Regions from separate parts of the Mus musculus genome. Here region 2 is linked to region 1. The links are chromatin contacts, found by POLR2A ChIA-PET in ENCODE. All regions are on one chromosome and are shown on one strand. The core of a region is the stretch at or near the end of the contact, and the rest is flanking DNA. Distances in the headings are between cores, read along the strand shown. Region 1 holds the start of Timmdc1 (translocase of inner mitochondrial membrane domain containing 1). Region 2 overlaps Cd80 (CD80 antigen).

What was found. ChIA-PET counts read pairs that join two places held with the same protein, here RNA polymerase II (POLR2A).
Region 2: POLR2A ChIA-PET joins it to region 1 with 14 read pairs in embryonic stem cell. The contact joins the enhancer-like site here to the promoter of Timmdc1 in region 1. POLR2A ChIA-PET finds 5 or more read pairs at or near these places in 3 of 5 experiments (Patski and embryonic stem cell).

Annotation. Positions count from the first base shown.
Region 1 is chr16:38,520,257-38,524,031 of GRCm38, reverse strand. It overlaps Timmdc1 (translocase of inner mitochondrial membrane domain containing 1), which reads left to right and starts at 1,369. Exons shown (of 7, transcript NM_024273.2): 1 at 1,369-1,691. The coding sequence starts at 1,498.
Region 2 is chr16:38,475,030-38,478,624 of GRCm38, reverse strand. All of the region lies in intron 2 of Cd80 (CD80 antigen), which reads right to left. It also overlaps the pseudogene Gm8590. Among named protein-coding and RNA genes, the nearest start is that of Gm41453, 6.1 kb to the left of the region's middle. Within about 2 kb of position 2,095, at least 2 of the 3 ENCODE cell types and tissues checked have a DNase peak (open chromatin) inside an H3K27ac peak, as active enhancers do.

The DNA.
Region 1 (3,775 bases), core at 120-2,619:
GATTCTAGAAAGTTCAAGTGCAAAGGATCATTTCCGGGACCTCAAATGTGTCAAAGAAATGCACTCAGCTCTTCTCACAGCTAAGCTAGACAGTCAACACATTCATTTTGTTGGGCTTTCAGGCCCTGGGACCCTAATCCCAGTGACCACCTCTGAAAAATAGACCAAGCAGGCATCAAGCTAGAGCTAGGAATTGGGGTCTGAATAATTCACTCAACATTTAATTACTTCAGGCAAGTGGATCACTGAGATGGAGGCCTGCCTGGTCTTCAGAGCTAATTATGTGACAGCCAGGGCTACACAAGAGAAACCCTATCTTGGACCCTCCTTCCCTCCAAAGAAGATAATTACTTAACATCTACTTCATGGTATAGACTGATTGGTGATTCCTAAGTCCAAATCCAGAGATGAAAGCACAGCTTCAGTCCTCTTGATAGAGATCAGCAAATAGGCAATTATACCACTGCAGTAAATGCTAATGGGGGCTTCATTCACGGCACTTTCCTGAACCTCATCTGTAGAGATGTCCCACAGTCAACTCCCAAATCCTATTACTATATCCTCATGAAAGTTTGTAATCAATCACTTATTTAGGTACTCCGTGGAAGTGACTGTAGAGCACCACCAAGCTGTATATTCATTGTGGTACTTTAACTAGAAAAGAAAAATAGTAGGTGAAAGGGTTTGCAAAGACTATGAGATTTGTGGTAACGACCAATAACTAAATTACACAAAATGATTGGGAATATTTTTACCTTGGTAAACAAGTTTTTTGGTTTTGTCTTGTGTTGAAAGAAACAGGAAATAATAGTTTCAGTTATTAAATGATAATTCTAGATCTTTTGCCTTCTCGGAGCAGTAAGCATACGGATACTTGTAGTGGAGCCCACGTTATGGGGAAAAAAATGCCCACAGCTGATATTTCAAAAATAGTTTTTAAATCTTGGACCTTTTCGGGTGCGCCCTAAGGTTAGACTCTGCTCCGCCCAGGAAGCTCCTCCGGCCCGCCAGGGCGTGGCCTAGAAGCGCATCGCCTACCTCTTTCCCCACTGCGCTTGCAGTGATTAAAGTACTGTCCCCTTCTGCGTGGCCTTCTGCATCTTACATGAGCCATCTCACTTAAGCCCCTGAGCACTTCAAGCTGAGCAGGTCCAGAAGACCAGAGTTACGGGGCGCAAACGCCAAAGGACATCACTGAGATGAAACGAAACGGCCGCCAACTCACTTCCGGGGCTCGACTGATCCCTAACCCTGCGCTACCGAAAGAGCTCTCAGTTCCAGTTTCTACGTCCCGAGCCCCGCCCTCACCCCGCCTTTGCGCGACTAGGGGCGGGGCTTCCGGTCTCCTTTCCGAGAGCTTCCGGAAGTGAGCCGGCTGGGGACCGGATGTGAGGTTCAGTGTCCCCCAACGTGCCGCTAGTGGGCTGTACAGGTCACCCTCTCCCACGGTGCCCGCCGACCCTGGGGTGTCTGTCTCTCTGCGGGTAGGAGGGCGCCATGGGCGCGCCGCCGCCCGCTCCCCGCAGCCGCCTTTGCGGAGCCTGGGGTCCTTTCCCCCGAGTCTTTGCTGCCGGTGCGGTGGCTGCGGATTCCCCAGGCTTTGTGGAGGATCGGGAGCAGCGTTCAGGTGTCTCAGACCCCGGTTCCCTGGAATCCGGATGGGACCGCCTCCGGCAGCTGTTTGCCAAAGAGTAAAAATGTCTCGGGTGTGTGGGGAGGGATGCTCGGGGGACGGCCGCAGCCCGGGCGAGCTCCAGCGCGCGGTCCCTGCGACGCTGAAAGTTCTCTCTGCCCGGATAGTGTCCGACCTGGTTGACATGCAGCCTTCTGAGTCGGATTCACTCAGAGTCACACTCTTAAGACAGTATCGTTCTCGTGAAACCAGTACCCTAACTTTACATATTAGAAAAATTGGATTCATTCGATTATTGTCATGTAGTATCACTGGGAACTATATTGTGAAGTCTACACTAATATTGTTTTTTCGTATTTCGTTTGATTTTTCTTTGTCAGTAATGGCTTTATATACTCCAGAAGCTGGAAGGACAGAGAGAATTGTTAATTTATCATTATTATTTTGCACAAGAAAAAAAAAAAAAACAGTGACAACTGTTCTCCTCCTCCTCCTCTCCGCACCTTCCAGCAGCTCTGCCCCCTTGTTCCCACCTCCATTGTTAAGAACTACTTGTATGTGGGGGTCGGTATTTGGGTATGGGCAGTAGAGTGCACATGCCCTCAGCCAGAGGTGTCAGATTCTCCTGGATCTGGAGTTACCTGGAGTCACAGTTACAGGGGTTCTAAGAACTGAACCCGGATCCTTTGTAAAACTAGTACACGATCTTAGCTGCCAAGCCATCCCTCTAGTCCCCCAACTCTCCTTTTTGAGACAAGAGTTTTGCTGTGCTTGTAGACCAAGCTGGCCTGAAACTCAAAGCTACAATCCATTCTCAACCTCCCAGATTTTGGGATTACAGCCGGGTCTTCTGGGATTCTGGGCCGAGCCTCTCTTTTTTTTTTTTTTTTTTTTCCCTGATGGGGGTTGGTCATCTGCCACAGATGTTACACGCCCAGCTCCATCTCCCTTTGCAGAAGATACTAAAATAAACTATGTGAGGAGTAAATGATTAATCCTGCATTACTTTCACCTGATATTTATTTAACGTTATTCATTTATTAATCAATGGTGAAAGTATCTCTTTTCATGAAGTAGTTTACCATACTACACTGTTATCAAGTGATTATAAATAAATTTGGACAAGGGAGCTGGCAGACTTGTATTTAATAATTCTATTAGTTTCAGCATCTCTTTTTAAAAATTATTTTTATTTTATGTGTATGAGTGTCTTGCCTGTGTGTATGTCTGTGTGCATGTCTGTGTGCCTTCCTGATAACCATGAGAGCTACCTCGTGGGAATGGAATCCAAGCCCTAATGCTGGTAACTGCTGAGCCATTGCTCTGCCCCCATCATCTTTGTTTTAAGAAATAATGTGTTAGTTTTTCTCAGAGGTCCTCCCAAAAGTTTGTATATTTTTGAAAGCTTTTTATTTTGGTTTTTCAAGACAGGGTTTCTCTATGAGTTTCATGGCTATCCTGGAACTCACTCTGTAGACCAAGCTGGCCTCGAACTCAGAAATCTACCTGCCTCTGCCTCGCAAGTGCTGGGATTAAAGGCATGTGCCACCACTGCCAGGCTTTTGAAAGATTTTTGTGTAGTGTGTAAGAGAAAAAATATATATGTGCATAACCGTACTACCATGACTCACAGAAGATGGTCATTTTTATCAGTATTTTAAGCCGTAGAGTACTGGAACGAAAAGAAACAGGGAAAATAATCTAACGCAATTTTTATGCTTTTGTCTATGAAAGGGACAACCAAGGTTCTGAGAGGTTGATCTGGTTGCATACTATTTAGCAGATTGCAGGTTACAGTCCCACTGTTTCTGAGTTGAGACAATCCTGTTACTGGGCCCCATTATCTTTGGCTGCTTTTGTGACAGTTTTTATATTTCGTTTTCTTTCTTAGAGGAGCTTCCTTGTGGGGTCTCAGACAGCCCATGTCAGTCTCAGATGCCTGTGCAGCTGAGGATGACCCTGCATCCCTTCCAAGCCCTGCAGATCACGGGAGGGTGTGGTCAAGCTCGGCTTGGGCTCTTAACAGCAGTACCTTTAGGAAAATCCTACTCACTGAGCTGTTTGCAGGACCAAAGAGGCAAAGCGCAGAGACCTCCTAGCTTGTTAAACTTCCTCCTTAAACATTTTTTACCTAAGTCCTAC
Region 2 (3,595 bases), core at 846-3,345, 46 kb after region 1:
GACCCTGTCTGCTAGAAAATAAAATAGCCGGGCTGAGTGGTGCAGGCCTTTAGTTCCATCACCAGCCAGGCTGAGTGGTGCAGGCCTTTAGTTCCATCACCGAGGAAGCAGAGGCAGGTGGATTTCCATGACTGAGGCCAGCCTGGTTTACATTGCTAGTTTCAGGCCAGCCACGGCCTTGCAGAGAGCCCCTGTCTCAAAAAAAAAAAAAAAAAAAAAAAAGATGATAGGTAAATAGATGGTAGATAGATAGATAGATAGATAGATAGATAGATAGATAGATAGATAGATACAATAGCACAAATGTGAAACCATTGATGTCTATAATCTTATCTTGTAAATAAATAGATTTGGGGAACTTGCAACCCTGTGGCAGAACTGTATCTGCAGTCACAGTCCCCAACACCAGAGCCCATCCTCACTCTCCCCTTCTCTCTCATCCCTCCCTTTCTTTCCTCCTGATGACTGGAAGAGCACCCGGGGCTCCTTCTATCTGTTTATTTAGTAAGGAACAAGTGTGAAGCCACCCTTCAACCTGAGAACCTGGAAACAGACAGGAGCCCACATGCGCCCACTCACATGGTCACGCTCTCCTGGACCTCCAGTTCTCAGCACTCATGCATCACCCTAAGTCCATGTTCAATGCCCCCTTGCTTCTTAAAAAAGTAAGGTTAGCCGCGCGTGGTGGACCACACCAGTAGGCAGGTATACTTTGGAGGCTGCAGTAGGAAGAGTATGATGTCAGCCTAGGCTATATAATGAGTTCGAAGCCACCCTTTCCCTTTCTTTCTTTCTTCCTTTCTTTCTTGCTTCCTTTCTTTCTTTCTTTCTTTCTTTCTTTTCTTTTCTTCTTCTTTTTTTTTTTTTTTTTTTTTTTTTTGTAATATAAGGCCATCTGTTCAAGTCCACCTTGGAAACCTGTAACAGATATTTAAATACTACATGAAAAGGCATCTTTAATATACTTTTTAAAAACATTTGAAGTAATCTGCTAAGAGTAAGTGTGTGTGTGTGTAAAAAAAAATTCATTCCCCTTTGAGTGCACTTTGACCTTTGAAGGAGGCAGGGTGGCAGGGAGGCAGGGAGGTCAAGTGGTTAGTGCTTCATCCAGGGGTAGGCTTCGATGGAGGCCTTGCTTCGGTCCCCATAGTCGTACAGGAGCTCCTCCCCAGCTGCGATGTCTCGGGTGGCGATGAGGATGAGGTGAGGCACGCCGTCGATGTCGTGCAGTTTGGTCTGGCAGTTCCCACACTTACTGTGATTGATGAGTCTCCCCAGGCAGTTCGTTTCTTGAGTGGCATCCACGCAGTAGGTTTTGCTCAGATACTGAAAATAGTACATGTAGCAGCCTGTGGAGGGGTCCTGTGCGTACAAGAGCCTCCCGCTTCTTGGCATCGGTAATTTCAATGAGGTTCCCATGGTATTCTACCACAAAGTATCCTCCGGGAAAACAGCTTGGTAGCGATCCCGCCCCTGCCTTTGCCATCAATTAGATGGATCTTCATGCCTTCTTCCTTCCCGCTCTCAGTCAGCTCGTCTATTTTCTTCCTTTCTTCAGACTGCAGCTCAGCTTTGCTCTTCCAGGAGCTCCTCCGCACAGGGTAGAAATCGGTGAATTTTCTATTCTGCTGGGTTTTCCCTTGAGACTTTTTCTGAGGGGCCTGCTTGCCCTTGAGGGGCTTTTTCAGGGTTTGCTTAGCGACTGCTACATTGGTAGAGTCACATGATGGGGGTGGAGTTTTTGGAGGTTCTGCTGCTTCGGATTTTTGGTTTGAAAAAGGCGCCAGGGGACCTCTCCTGGTGTCTTTGCTCTTCTGTTCATCTGACTTCACAGCGCTTCGGATAACGTTCCTGGCGTTCCTTTTCTCGCTTCCTGTAGATTCCAGCTAATGGTTTCCCCGGGCATTTGACCTCGTGATGGGCAACCGAGTTCTCTTCCTGAAGTGGAGAGCGCATTCCAGAGCACTTGTTAGGACTCATGTAGGCATAGATCTTTGGCTGCCCAGCAAACACGTTCTCCCCGTCGCTGCGGGAGGCCCCTCTGCTCCACCATCTCCGGGACCAGAGCAGCCGCCGCTGCTGCCGCCTCCACCGCGCGGGACTTGCACAGCTTCCTGCCTTGTGTTCTAGTGGCCTTCATCTTTAAGAAAAATGCCTAGGTAGGCAGGATTCCAGGCACTCTGGTGACTGCTTACTGCCTTGTGCTGTTGTGCGGTTGCTGTTAGGGATACTGGTGGTGTTAGGGCATGCGGCCAAAGATTTGTTGTATTTGTGCAAAGTCATAGATGCGAAGGACATCAGAAGGTACTCAGCTTCTGCCTTAGCTAGCATTAGGACCACACAACTAAGTCACTTCCCGAGTCTGGCCCTCTAATGTCTTAGTAGCTAAAATTCCAAAGCCTTGTTTTCCATGACCTACCCAAGGGACCTCCCAACCTCTACAATCCTCATTTTCTAAAAAAAAAAAAAAAAAAAAAAAAGGCTTGTACTCAGATCAAATATACAGTATTTAATCTGTAATCACAACCACTACATTTTATTAATTCCTTGCTACTCTGGCATTTTAAAGAGACAAGGAGGCTTCCTGGAGTTGATTTCATTTGTATATTTGACCTCCAGCAAGATGCTAAAGTAGACTTAGAGTCAAGTGTGGATACCTCCTGCCACTTGCTTCTCATGCTTAGACTTTAGGAATTTAGCTCCTCCCCTCTCCTGTGGCAGTCAGTTCCTCTACTCCAGTCCATACCCTGAGCTTTCGTTTTGGAAGTCTGAGTGCCACCGAGCTTGTATGAGCAGGGGTCAGTGACTATCAAGAGCAGCTCTTAAACAGAGATTTGCCCTGTGACTGTGGGCCACTCCCTTGCTTTTTAGTCTTGGTTTGTAGGCAGGTTAATAACCCATGCATTCCAGAGATGAAGGGATGGAAAGACACCACTTAGCACGGAGCCTGACACACAGGATATATTTAGGAAGACGCTCTCATTTAAATCAGGCTGTCAAGGAAACCTTCTGAAAATGCCCAGGGATACTGGGAGAAATGGGAGAAATGAGGGAAGAATACGGAGTATAGTTACCAGAAAAGGGAAAACCCTGAATTTGGTTGCAGAGGAAGTCATTGTAAACAACAACAACAACAACAATTCCTTGGTAGTGAAATCTCTCTGAGTTTGAGGCTAGACTCCAAGCCAGCCAAGGCTACATAGTGAGACCCTATCTCAAAACCCAAAACTAAAACAAAGGGGAAATTTAAAATGGGCCTTGTTCTTAAATAAAGTTGCATGTGTTCCTGACCTATTTATAGTTGGCATTATTATTTTCTACTTATTACCTTAATGCCACGCAATCAAACTACTACTTGGATAGTCAACATAAAAATTTTATTTTGTTTCTTCTAACCAGACATCATGGGCTTTTTAACCTGGAGTAACAAATCTGCAGGCCTAACGCTCTCAGTCACAACTCATGTTTGTTTTTTTTCTAAGAAATGGTTAGTTCAGTAAGAGCCACCTTTTCCTATCTGACTGAGCTTACAGCAGCCTCAGCTTTCTCCCCTAGCCCTGCTACAAGATAACGAGTTAGAGGAACTACTTTGAAG